Linked DNA regions of Homo sapiens: regions 1, 2, 3 and 4 are each linked to region 5. A link is a contact called in ENCODE Hi-C data. All regions are on one chromosome and are shown on one strand. Each heading gives the region's core, a stretch centred on a gene start or an enhancer-like site at or near the end of the contact. The rest is flanking DNA. Distances are from core to core; before and after follow the strand shown.

The links. Hi-C counts contacts between places; a loop is a spot of excess contacts on that map. Pooled maps may share reads with other maps.
Region 1: a loop to region 5 is called in a map with no recorded cell type, with 15 times the contacts of the local background. The contact joins two enhancer-like sites. A Hi-C loop is called at or near these places in 7 of 37 single-sample maps with no recorded cell type and 5 of 50 pooled maps.
Region 2: a loop to region 5 is called in a pooled map, with 5 times the contacts of the local background. The contact joins two enhancer-like sites. A Hi-C loop is called at or near these places in 2 of 37 single-sample maps with no recorded cell type and 3 of 50 pooled maps.
Region 3: a map with no recorded cell type shows a loop between it and region 5 (9-fold over the local background). The contact joins two enhancer-like sites. A Hi-C loop is called at or near these places in 4 of 37 single-sample maps with no recorded cell type and 2 of 50 pooled maps.
Region 4: a map with no recorded cell type shows a loop between it and region 5 (18-fold over the local background). The contact joins two enhancer-like sites. A Hi-C loop is called at or near these places in 3 of 37 single-sample maps with no recorded cell type and 4 of 50 pooled maps.

What each region holds. Positions count from the first base shown.
Region 1 is chr4:80,057,561-80,060,260 of GRCh38, forward strand. All of the region lies in intron 3 of ANTXR2 (ANTXR cell adhesion molecule 2), which reads right to left. Among named protein-coding and RNA genes, the nearest start is that of ANTXR2, 14 kb to the right of the region's middle. Within about 2 kb of position 1,336, at least 7 of the 41 ENCODE cell types and tissues checked have a DNase peak (open chromatin) inside an H3K27ac peak, as active enhancers do.
Region 2 is chr4:80,137,804-80,140,503 of GRCh38, forward strand. No RefSeq gene overlaps it. Among named protein-coding and RNA genes, the nearest start is that of PRDM8-AS1, 58 kb to the right of the region's middle. Within about 2 kb of position 1,313, at least 5 of the 41 ENCODE cell types and tissues checked have a DNase peak (open chromatin) inside an H3K27ac peak, as active enhancers do.
Region 3 is chr4:81,493,032-81,495,731 of GRCh38, forward strand. No RefSeq gene overlaps it. Among named protein-coding and RNA genes, the nearest start is that of RASGEF1B, 22 kb to the left of the region's middle. RefSeq lists an enhancer at 593-1,792. Within about 2 kb of position 1,285, at least 6 of the 41 ENCODE cell types and tissues checked have a DNase peak (open chromatin) inside an H3K27ac peak, as active enhancers do.
Region 4 is chr4:81,560,960-81,563,659 of GRCh38, forward strand. No RefSeq gene overlaps it. Among named protein-coding and RNA genes, the nearest start is that of RASGEF1B, 90 kb to the left of the region's middle. RefSeq lists an enhancer at 1,576-1,745. Within about 2 kb of position 1,297, at least 6 of the 41 ENCODE cell types and tissues checked have a DNase peak (open chromatin) inside an H3K27ac peak, as active enhancers do.
Region 5 is chr4:80,875,340-80,878,039 of GRCh38, forward strand. The region is part of intron 4 of CFAP299 (cilia and flagella associated protein 299); the gene reads left to right. Among named protein-coding and RNA genes, the nearest start is that of BMP3, 150 kb to the right of the region's middle. Within about 2 kb of position 1,417, at least 3 of the 41 ENCODE cell types and tissues checked have a DNase peak (open chromatin) inside an H3K27ac peak, as active enhancers do.

The sequences.
Region 1 (2,700 bases), core at 86-2,585, 820 kb before region 5:
CTCTATTAACTCTTGCTAATTGTCTTTTTAAATATTTGGTTTAAAGTCTACCTATTCTGAACCATTCTTTAAGTTCATTACACTCTTATTCTGAGTCACCCCAAGCTTTCTAGTCATACTCATATTCATGTTTTACCATAATAAAAAAAAGTTCTCTCCTAAAAACATTCAACTTTCTAATAATTTAACTAATTTAATTTAAATATTCACTTTTCAACTACACTGAAAGTTTACATTAGGCTATTACCATGTCTTTTATTTATGCTGTATTCCCCTGCTCTGTACTTATTATAATGTCATTTGCAAAGTAAGTGTTCAATAAATTTTTCAATATATCATAAAAAAATTATAATTCCAAGGATGATAGCATAAGTTATGTAATTCATAAGCTTGTTGTATCTAAAATATTTACGTTTGATAGCTACAGAAACAACTTGAAACTGATTGTGTCTGAATGCAGATAAAAGTCAAATATTTGGTGCTTTTCAGAAATGAGTGGCAGTGTGTCTTTGAGCATTAGTGTTTGCTGCCAACAAGTGAAATGCAAGTTTACACAAACAGATTTTGCATAAGACAGCCTTCTCCATTCAGTTCAAATCAGCTCACCATTGCTGCTGAGTCCCAGACAACACCAGCACAAGACTTTAAGCTAAAGGAACTTCCCAAACGTGGATTCAAGGTTTTTTTTTGTACAGTCAGGTATCTGCTAGCTTATTACACTGGAAGAGAGACAGCAGTTTGCGGTTTTTCTATCTGTACCTATACCTGCACCATAAGATTCCAAGCTCCACTCAATCCCATCATTACTTTTGCAGCTGCATGATCCTAAGAGGAAAGTGCTCCTTTTCCATAGCCAAGAAAAACACATGTGAGTCCTGGCCTTGTACTCCCTTCAGGGTAACTACCTGAAGTCTGTCAGCCTCTTATCAATCAACAAGGTATCACTTTAGGGGAAACAAAGGCCAAAACAAGACAGGGCAGACAGATCTCAGACCCTTGAAGAATCCCAAGCAACTGAAAATAAATATTAAGTTTTTCAATTGGTAAACAGTTAACGGTGAAAAAGCAAAATAATGTGGTAGGTTAAAAACAGAAATCATTCATCCCCACTGTAATGTTAAAAAAAAAAGCCTCTAAATGAAAGCGAAAATGACTAAAATTTTAAGAACAAGAAGAAAGAAAGGTTATGTTATAAAGATAAGTTCAACTCCTTGAATTCAACATCTTAGAAGATCAGCTTCACTGAGTTTGGCTTTCAAGTTATGTCTTCAACTACAGGGAACAGCAATATTGAAACTACTTTGTATTTGTTGTGAAGCAGTTGTCAAGGATGCTGCTGTCATGACACGCATCGTCCCCTATAACATTTCAAAGCAGAAGTTTCTTTGTCACCCCCAAGTAGTTGCTATGTACTTCCTCTTTTCTGCACTTGACAACCATGCAAACTTATTTCTTGTCCTGACTACTGGGGAAGCCCACAGTAAATTTCTTACTCATTCACAAAATTCTGTTAAGTTCATGTGGTTATCATAGTGTTTCATCCCCTTTTCCAAAATTTTAGCACTCTTCTTTTTATATTTTATTAATTTTCTGCAACACTATTAATTTCTATGCAGCCTCAAATACTTTTTTGAAAGAGACAGGAATTGAACAAACAAAATGTTATATTAAAGCCCTGGTTTTCTTTAATTGAGAATTGGGGGACCAAATTCCATTATCAACTGGAGGGAAAAAGAGAAAGAGAGGAGGCACACAAACACCATATATATATATATGGTGTTTTCCTCGCTTTCATTTAGAGGCTTCATATATATTGGAGACAGAGTTTCACTCTGTCACCCAGGCTGGAGTGCACTGGCACAATCATAGCTCACTGCAACTTCAAACCCCTGGACTCATGCAACCCTCCCACCTCAGTCTCCCAAGTAGCTGAGACTACAGGCATATACCATTATACCAGGCTACTTTTAAATTTTCTATAGAGATGTGGTCTCACTATACTGCTCAGGATGGTCTTGAACTCCTGGCCTCAGGCAAGCCTCTCATCTTGACTTTACAAAGTGCTGGAATTACAGACTTCAGCCACTATGCCCAGGCTTGGCTAATTTTTTAATGTATGAAATTAGCACTTTCAGCTCTATTTGTATCTCCCTAATTTCTTTGCTGAGAAGGGCAGGGAAGGGAAGGAGAGGGGAGAAGAGGAGAGGAGTGAGGAAGGGAAGGGAAAATAGCCACCACAACTGCCATGCACTGTGCCATATCAGTAGCTTTTCTCTGAAACACTTTGGATGTGGAAGGTATGCAAGGCATTATAACTAAAATAAAGATAGACTGAAATCATGGTGTCATAAAACAGTCTGCAGGGAATCCTGAATTGACCAACTAACAATGAAGGCATAATTTTATTTTCAGTATCTCCTACTTTTTCTTTCTACGATGTGTCTGTACAGTACTTGAACTTTCCAATGCACATTGTCTTAACTTTCCAGATTTCAAAGCTCTTTCAGGATTTCAGTCAATGAGTCTACACTCATCTGTTGAGCATCTGTTGTATGTGAACACCGTGATTCTACACAGTGATGTGAGAATTCCTCACACTCAGTCCAGGGGTCACTCACATAAAGCTCTATATATGCACTGTGGTTCTCCACCCTGGCTGTACACTGGAATCATTTGAGGGGATTTTCAAAAGCTCTTCTG
Region 2 (2,700 bases), core at 63-2,562, 740 kb before region 5:
CCTTTAATGAACTCCTCCCTGTCCTCATAGAAGAGTTCACAATGATCCCTGTGCTGTAATAGATAACTCCAAGACCATTACTCTGCCGGTATAGTTTGGATTATTTTTTTTCTAAGTGCATTGGCTCATTATTTTATCTTTGTCCCTTTTGTGACTCATATATCAATTTTCCGTCCATGAACGTAGCTTCGTGAAGTCTTTCTGCAGTTTATTTCCATCAGCTTGGCATTTTCATTAACCAGAAGAGCTTAAGGTCACTGGCAAACTTGGGAACTTCAATGTGAACATTTTCTTTTCCACAGTTTATGAAAATGTTAATAAAAGCAGCTTCTGAACCCATCCCTGATACTAAATTATTCAATAGATCACTAAAATAAAACAATTTATGGGGAAGAATTAAACCTTACATGTATTATTTCAGTGTATAACACAGTTTTGAATTAATGTGATTTAGAAAATGGATGAACTAAATCAACTGTTGTAGAAGGTGAAACAATATTTAAAGAGACCTTTAACTTTCCACATTGAGACCCTGTAGAAAATTGCTACCTTTCTCAACAAAAGACAAAAAAGGGACAATCTCCACAGTAGTGAATTTGAGATTCCTCTTGTAGATTCCTTTACTCTTAAACTACTACCACAACAGATCATGTAAGTGCTATGGTCTCTTAAAATTAAGAACCAGTTGTGAATATCAAATCTTTTACTTAATATCCATGAGCACAATAGAGAACAAACTAGAACATTTCAACAAGATTTTATTTAATGCCAGAGGATAACAAAACAAAAATATGCACAGAAAAACCTGGACTTAGAGAATCTGGCCTACAAATTACAACTTTTTTTTCTAGAGCTTAAGTTCCTCATCCCATCCAAATTCTGACTGGCCTCCAAGAAAGAGGTTCTTGTTAATATCCACCCCTAAATAACTTAAGTTTTCACATTCAGTTTCCTCCCTGGGGACTGCCCTCAAAGTCAGTGCAATATAAAGAAAATTTTGACCGGATCGGTGGAGAGATGGATAGGTAGTAGACACATACATACATATATAGATACATAGATAAATAGATTAAAATAAATTAGATATCTAAAAATAGATATAGATTAAAACAAAAATACAGACATACAGATATATCTGACAGTTCTGGAATTTGAAAGCATTGCAAATGATTGTTTAGTTATACCAAGCCAACAGTTAAGCCACATATTGATGGGATGAATGTGGCAAATGTTTTTCTTCTTTTTAATATTTTCTGAATCATACTTGGAGCAGATGCTTTGTAAGCCTTGTACCACATCCTGTCAGTTCACATGAGGGTTTCAGCTGCAGCTGTGGTGGAAAGACAGATCTTGTGCAAGCTGCAGGCATCTTTACCTGTCTCAAACTTCTGCTCTTGCCACCCCACCTTTCTTCATTATGCTGCCACAGGAGGCAGCCCAGAAGTTGGGGGAAGTTAACCCTCCACCAATTGAGGAGAGTCAATAGAAAAAGGACCCTGTCCCCTGTCCTCCCAGTCTCCTGGTCCTTTGGAGTGATAATTGTGAGTGCATTTTACATGGCTCCTGAGAGGATCCCCAGTAGGATCAAGCTCCAGTTGTACATACCAACACAATAATACATCACTTACCAACTTTCCATCATTTCTTGCCTCATTCTCCTCATTTTAAGCCATGATTCCTCCCCACCACTACCAAATAAACTGACATAATTCAAAGTTATGTCTCAGATTCTGCCTAAGGAAACCCAAATTAATACAGTATCTGTATATCAGATTGAACAACACACTTCTCATTAAACAGTACATTTTACCACCTGAAAAAAATGACAAATTATCATAATAGCATTTAGCAATGATAACCATGGGTATCATGAACGCCATTAACAAATAAAAGAAAAACAGTGTTCACCCATTAAGAATGATATTGTAAGGAGCTGAAATCATAGAATGATGGAAAGTATAACACAGTTCTGCCAAAGTTGTGAAAATATGTGCTTGTTGTGGTAAAAAAAAAAAATGCAAATCTAACTCTAGATATAAAATTGTGGAAGGGGAACTATATTCATGACGAGAAGTTACATAACATCACAATAGTCGTCATTTGTGAGTAACTACATTCAAATCAGAAAAGCCTTGTAAATTTTAAGCTATGTTCTTATGGTTTAAAGGTACAACAATGTTGGGATGGGAGTAATAAACAGCACCCTCTTTCATAGCCTCATTTTGGACTAATTAAGAAGAATCAAGCAGACAGAAATTTAAATATCCCTTTTATTACTTTGAATGCCCCACAGGTTAGGGCCTTTTCTCATATTTACTCATTCAGTCACAGAAAAACTGGCTACCGTAAGCATCCCGAAGTGGAAGGTTTGCCCTGTAAAACTTATGCCAGGAGGAACCAAACTTCTCTGTGCAGCTAGATCGCAAAAGAAATAAGAGATGTGAGGACTAAAATACACCTTCCTAGTTCCTCCTTCCAAACTCAGCTTTTAAAGAAGTCACTCTTTCTTCTGTAATGAGGAGTAAGGAAGAGGATCATGAATGTCACCATGGGAAGAGGCCATGAATGTCATACTAGTTAGTACTCTCCATGTAGAATGAGACTCAGGCCTGGGGAAAGAGCAAGCTGTCAGCCCCCAGCAGACTGGACAGTGGTTGCTATGGATCTGTCACCAGATGAATTATCCCACAATCTCCTACA
Region 3 (2,700 bases), core at 35-2,534, 620 kb after region 5:
ATTGCCACAATTCTACACCTGTAGCTTCAAATAAAAAGGAGTCAAGAATGAGTATCTTCTTGAAAAAAAAAAAGATAACCAGAGCAAATTTAGGAAATGATGAATATACACTTATTTACTGTACTGTTACTAAGTGAAAATCACTAATAATCCAATAGAAAATCAGAAAAAGACATAAACATACAGTTTGTACCTGAAAAGGCTTTTATACTGATAAAAAAGGGTCACTCTCACTCACAATAGCAAAATTGTAAATTAAAACTAATTCTGAGATCTTTTCCTTTAACTCATAAGATTTCCTTTAACTCATAAGAAAATCTACCATAGTGGAGGAATACGAATGCATATATGTTTTGATCAAATAATACCAACTAAGGAAAATTATTGTATAGATACCTTCCACTCATTATGTGAAATATCACATAAAGAACATTACTCATTCCATTATGAGAAAAGATTAGAAGCAACTATCCATCATTAGTGAATTCGATGAATAAATTGTATTTATTTAATAAATAAAATGTAATAACAGAATCAAACACTTTGCAGTATAATAGGAAACCACAGGGACACTACGTATTGATATGGAATGCTAATATATTGTTTAGTGAAAAAATATATAGAATCATTATGTAGAGTATCCTACAATATATATAAAAGAGGGAGACCAGGTATGATGACTCACATCTGTAATCCCAACATTGTGGGAGGCTGAAGCAGGAGGATCACTTGAGACCAGGAGTTAGAGAGCAGCCTGGGCAACATAGTAAGAAAAAAATGTTTTAAAAAATTAACTGGATGTGGTGGTGCATGCCTGTAGTCCCAGCTACTCAGGAGGCTAAGGTAGGAGAATCACTTGAGCACAGGTCTTACTCTGGGAGGCAGAACAAGACCCTGTTTTTGTTCGTTTGTTTGTTTGTTTCTTTGTTTATAAAAGGAAACAAGAAGGAATATATATTTGTACTGTAATATTTTATACATGAAAAATTGGGGTCAGATAAATAAGGAACTGGTAAGTAGTTAGCTATTTAGGGGAGGGGATGGGAACTTGGTGGGTGTAAGACAGTGGGTGGGAGAAACAGGAAGGAAACTTTTCACAAGACAGTTTGTCATATTTTATTGTGTTTGAACAGCATAAATATAGCACATATTCAAAAATCTAAAAATTTTGGAAAATCCCTATCAAAAGCCATGGGAAATGCATGTTTTTAAGTAGAAAGTATCCCAGACAGTCTTATATCCCTTATTCTTGCTGTGGAGTTTCAGAATCAATTCTATTACTTACCAGTTTCGCTAAAAATGAAACTGAAACTCTGCATACTTCTCATATACTTAGTCCTAAAAATAGACTCAGGGAAAAAACTCAGAAAAAAAACCTTCTCATGATAATTTTCAATATTGATTTTTGTTGCTTTACAGAATTACAAAGTTTTAGATTACACTTAAACATGCACTATTTAAAGCCAAACAGACCACTGTTGAAAGATATCCAAACCAAGGCATGTGCTTACATGATACTGAAGTAATGGTGTCAAAGTAAAATTAATCTTTTTCTCCCATCAAGCTCTCCATGGAATCCAAGAGAGGGAAACGCTATCTCACACAATGATGGAGAAAATTTCATCTAAGAAAATAAGGAATTATTATTATTATTATTATTATTATTATTATTATTATTATTATTTGAGACGGAGTCTCGCTCTGTCGCCCAGGCTGGAGTGCAGTGGCCCGATCTCAGCTCACTGCAAGCTCCGCCTCCCAGGTTCATGCCATTCTCCTGCCTCAGCCTCCCGAGTAGCTGGGACTACAGGCGTCCGCCACCACACCCGGCTACACCCGGCTAATTTTTTGTATTTTTAGTAGAGACAGGGTTTCACCGTGTTAGCCAGGATGGTCTCAGTCTCCTGACCTTGTGATCCGCCCACCTCGGCCTCCCAAAGTGCTGGGATTACAGGCGCGAGCCACCGCGCCCGGCGGAATTATTTTTTCACAGGCAAATCAATAAGATAAAAAGTAACTGTGGTTTGCTCATTTGCCTCTTAGCATCTACTACTTTGGGTTATCACTTATCTTTGTGCATGGATTCTATTACAAAAAAGTATGGGACTGTTATCATTAGCACTTTGTCCAGTGCAATGCATACGATAGATGCACCATAAAAGCCTGACCTACCACAGTGAAATATATGGGTTCTAGGGTCTCTGTGACCTTGACAAGTCAAACATTCTTTCTCTGGCTTAGCTCTCAATTTCTTTATCTGGAGGTGGAGTGCCTAACTTGGGATACCTCACAATGTTGATATAGTGGCCAAATAACACAATAAATGTAAAAGACTTTGGAAAGTATAAATGAAAGTTGTACTACTGTTACTGCAATTATGACACAGATATAAACAGATAGGGCAGAGGGGGGAAAAAGCTGATTCCAGAACATGCTTCATGGAGTCTCACTCCTACAGAAGAGCAAAAGGAAACCTAGGTAGGTTAAGTAACTTGCTCAAAATCAAGTAGCCAGTCAGAAGTAGAAGTGAAGACAAATTCTCATTCACATGTTTTGACTGAATGACTCATTTTTCTACTACTTTACTTCTATTACTTGGCCTTGAGAGCCTATGGAAAATGTGAAGGAGAGGGATCACCTGGTTACTCCAGTCATAGGAAGGCTGGAGAAACATTAAAGAAGTGATCAGAGAAAGCACAA
Region 4 (2,700 bases), core at 47-2,546, 690 kb after region 5:
TAAACATGTGCCATGGAAGTCTGCTGCACCTATCAACCCGTCATCTAGGTTTTAAGCCCAGCATGCATTAGCTATTTTTCCTAATGCTCTCCCTCCCCCAACCCCACCCCCAACAGGCCCCAGTGTGTGTTGTTTCCCTCCCTGTGTCCATGTGTTCTTATTGTTCAGCTCCCACTTATGAGTGAGAACATGCCATGTTTGGTTCTCTGTTGCTGTGTTAGTTTGCTGAGGATAACGGCTTCCAGCTTCATCCATGTCCCTCCCTGTAAAGGACATGATCTCATTCTATTTTACGGCTGCATAGTATTCCATGGTGTATATGTATCACATTTTCCTTATCCAGTATATTGATAGGCATTTCTATTGATTCCATGTCTTTGCTATTGTGAATAGTGCTGCAATGAACTTACACATGCATATATCTTCTTAATAGAATGATTTATATTTCTTTGGGTATATACCCAATAATGGAATTGTTGGTTCAAATGATATTTCTGGTTCCAGATCTTTGAGGAATAGCCACACCATCTTCCACAATGGTTTAACTAAGTTACATTCCCACCAACAGTGTAAAAGTGCTCATACTTCTCCACAACCTTGCCACCATCTGTCGTTTCTTGACTTTTTAAAAATCACCGTTCTGACTGGCGTAGATATACGTACAAGCATACATTCACATATGGGAGTCCTGGATCATGGTTTAGGATGCATTTCTTTTGTGGGTTATAATCAAAAAAGATTCAAAAATGCTAATCTAGGCCCAGCCTTGGAGGGCTCTGTGGCTATTAAACAGCTTGAAGCATAAGCAACCATGTAGAAAGATGCCGAATTTGGGGCAATGTCTTTGCAGGAGCACCATGTCCATAACCATACCAAAAACATGCTTGGCAAAATAGAGAGGTGCTTTGGATTGCCTTGAACTAGCTACTCATTAAGAAGTATTTGGTGACTCTGTTCTCTTTACAAGCCATCTGTATTGCCAGTCTCATTTGACAGCCTTTCTACTCAAAGGCCCCTAATTATTTAATTACTAATAGTAAGTTGATAGGAATTTATAACAAAAAATTTCAATTGACCTCTGATAGTAGGTGACAACATTTATTTCTATTATAAGAAAATTCCTTGGGAAATTCTACTTTGAAATTTGGACTCAGATGTTTAATACCTTTTAGGCAGTACATTCACCTAAGGAAGGTATTGTTTGAGGAAGCAGACATTGTTAAATACCTTTCCTTCCAAATTACTCAGAATGATAAAGAGCTAGGTCCCCTTGCAGGCATATACATTCACTTGGTGTTTCCTATATTGCCTGGAGTTTCTGCTTTCACTTCTATTTCAAGCATCCTTCCTGTACGTAAAAACAGGGGGTTCCTACAAAGGAGGAAATGAAACCAGCAGCTGTAATCATGAAAATGAGAAAGTATTTTTTCCCTCCAACCTGTATAAATGGTGGAGTCTATGTCATAACTGAAGAATATTCTTCCTATATCAGCTTTTTCAGATCAACATTCTAATGTTGACTCTCTTTGAGATTCTAACCAGGAGTAGCACCTTGTGCTTATCTACAGCCTCCTCATGGAACCAAATCATTTCATTTTACAAATGAAGAAACTGAGGCCTAGGTAAGCTTGTCACTAGCCCAAGTTCAGAAAACCTGTTACTGGGAGATCTGACATGGTGAAAGTGTTCCACAGCAGACTGGTTATATTACACTAACTTATTGCATTTAGACTCTTTTTCAAGGATGCCTTAAATCTTTGAGAGAAGTGTAATACCTGACTCAGGTATTTTAAATCTATTATTGAGTCTCCACATGGAAGTTTCTCCTCTTACTGAAAATCATGCTAGATGGGTACAACTAATAAATCCTAATACATTTAATAAGTGATATAATATGACCTTAAATTCCTTGCTATAGTTTCCATGTACTTCAGAAACAGAGGAATAAAAGCTATATTTTCTTTCTCAAGATATCTGTGAGGAAGATCAATGGTGAGTAGATTTCCCTCTAGTATGGACATTCTGTGAACAAAATTCTCTTTATCCATTTGGATGCCATGAAGTAATATATTACCAATAAATATAAAAACAATACACCTGGTTTAAGTATAAGGCTTGAATCACTGCTACTTCAAAAGGAGTCGAAGGATTTTATTTATAGGTTGGAGAATACAGGAGATTCAGAAAAGGAATAGCCTTTTAAAAATCATTATTTCGAATGAGAAAAGGAAGACAAAGTTTAAAATAAGCAAGATGAGAGAGAAAAAACTTTTTGACATCTGAGTAAACAAAACAACCTCAGATGTCTTTGATTAGTGTTTTCACACAGGGTGCTGTCAAGAAAGTTTCCATCCAAATGAATTCTATTTTTTAGTTCATATCTTTGTAAAATACATCTTGCTAGAAAAATGAATTTATCTTGTATAATTTATACAATATGGTTAAAACTGACAAAAGAAAATAAAATATTAAGGCAAAATTAAAACAATCTGGTAAAAAAAATTATGTTCAAATATCAAATACATAAATTCACAAAATAAGTGGAAAAATCTAAATACACTGATATGTACAATGACCAATAAATATACACATTGACATATACCCTTTCAATATACTAGGCAATAATTGAGCTCTTAATGGAGATTATGTTGCAAAGCAAAAATATTTATGATATGTAGAGATGTTACAAACTTGTACTAT
Region 5 (2,700 bases), core at 167-2,666:
GGACTTGAAATTTTCTTTAAACTTATAAGATCTCTCATCTTGCCGGGCGCGGTGGCTCACGCCTGTAATCCCAGCACTTTGGGAGGCCGAGGCGGGTGGATCACAAGGTCAAGAGTTCGAGACCACCCTGGCCAACATGGTGAAACCCCGTCTCTACTAAAAATACAAAAAAAAATTAGCTGGCCATGGTGGCAGGTGCCTGTAATCCCAGCTACTTGGGAGGCTGAGGCAGGAGAATCGCTTGAACCTGGGAGGCGGAGGTTGCGGTGAGCCAAGATCGCGCCATTGCACTCCAGCCTGGGCAAAAAGAGTGAAACTCTGTCTCAAAAAAAAAAAAAAAAAAGATCTCTCATCTCAACTGTCATCCAGAATTAAACTGCAGCTGCTTCCTCAGATGGGGCATATTTTTACTAGATTAACACAGACTTCACTAACCACATATAGTGATACCACCATCACCCTTGAGTTACTCATGCATAGTACCTGCTAGCTTCTTTTAGGCATTTGAGTTTGTGACTTCTGGTTTAAACTGCTATCTTAGATTCTAGAGGTCATATTTTCTGTTAGCCTAGTCATGATATTCTTTGCTCACCCACTACGTGTGAGTTTATTTCAGCCCTTGGTCTCCCTCAGGTTGTTCCATACCGTGGTTACAAGGTTGAACTGCGTCAGTCTGAGATGATTATGATGATGATTTAAAAACAATGATGATGTTAACTGAGCACTTACTGTGCATAGTACTAATTAATAACTAAAGCACTGTACTAAATAATTTATATATTACATATTATATATAAATATTATATATTACATTTATAAATATTATATTATATATAATATTTCATTTTCTCTTTACAACAACCTTATAGGTTAGGGACCTGATATGGTTTGGCTGTGTCACCACCCAAATCTCATCTTGAATTGTAATCCATATAATCCTCACATGTCACGGGAGGGACCTGATGGAAGGTAATTGAATCATGGGGGCAGTTTTCTCCATACTGTTCTCAGGATAGTGAGTGAGTTCTCACAAGATCTGATGGTTTTATAAGCAACTGGCATTTCCCCTGCTGGCACTCATTCTCTCTCCTGCTTTCCTGGGAAGAGGTGCCTTCTGCCATGATTGTAAGTTTCCTGAGGCCTCCCCAGCCATGTGGAACTGTAAGTTAATTAGACCTCTTTTCTTTATAAACTTCCCAGTCTTGGGTGTTTCCTTATAGCAATATAATAATGGACTAATACAAGACCTTTTTCACATTTTAACACTTAAAAAACCTGTATCATTAAAGTGTTAGCTGGCTTAACCAAAGTTATATACAGACACATACATATGTACAACCAGAAATCCAGGACCAAACAGAGATCACTGCCATTATTTTTTTTAATTCAGTACATTATTCCATTTAAGACTTTGACATGTAAAGATGTCACTTTTGACCTCAAATCCATATCCCAATCCTTCCCAGGTCATATTTTTTTTTGTCAGAAGTGTGTCTCCTGTGACAAGACCTAATTTAGGAATATTTTTCAGAACTTTAAGCAATCCTGCTGTCCACAGTTAAGACTAGGAAATTTTGGCCATCCTGTACCCACCCTTGCCACTTCCTTCTTTCATTGAGCTTGGCAGAAAACACCCCTTTGTACTTAACCAGGCTTTCATTTTCAGTCACTGTGAGTAAGAATTATAGTGTCCCCACAGCTTTGTGTGTGGAAGAGCTCTGAACAGAATTAAAAGTGACCTGTAATTGTGGTTTCAGCCTAAAAGTCTTTAGGGAAACATTGGCCCTGACTTGTTGAACCTCAGTTATGTCCCAGGATACTTTTAGAATCTACTCATATCCTCTGAACTGTGGTTCAAAAAAATTTTGTAATATCTACTTGGAATTCTTTTACAGATAAATTTAATTTTCCAATACTTAACTCATTTTAGCTTCTCTTTATTCCAAGCTAAATATTAAGTACTGTCTCTCATGGAAAATTCAGAAATAGAGCAGAGATCCCAAAAGCCATATACTGTGCATATAACCCATAAACTAGGACTAACAATTCCTACTGAATCCTTACTAGAGTATCTGTCTGTGTCATCTAATGACAGAAATTATTCATGCACAGTTTGGTCCATTGCTTTAAAAGAAAAAGTCAGAATCCCAGAGCAATCACTTGGTAGTTTCTTTAGTTGTCTAGAATGTGTTTCCTTGAAGATTGTGTCTCTGGATAAACCTTAAGTGAATAATTAGAGATCTCACAAAACCTCTAGTTTATTGACACTGACTGTGGTTAAGACAGGATTACTCTACATAAGATTTTTTCCAACTTTTTAAAATTTTTGGTCAAAAATACACAACATAAAATTTCAGTTTAACCGTTTAAAGTGTACAGTTGAGTGACATTAAATACATTCAAATTTTTGTGCAACTTTTTCAACTTTTTATTATTAATTTTTTTTAAGTTTTGGAAAAGTTCAAAGAATAGTACAATGAAGGCTAATATACTCACAACCTAGACAAAACAATTGTTAACATTTTTCCAAACTTGCTTCAATTCTCTTTTGGTATTTTGGTGTGTGTTTATTTGTGTCTATGTTTGTACTATTTGAAAGTAGCTTACAGATTTCACCTTAAAATATTTCATCTTGCGTCTCATGAGTATAAGGACATCCTCCTACATAACATCACCATTATTTTAGATAAAAATTCATAA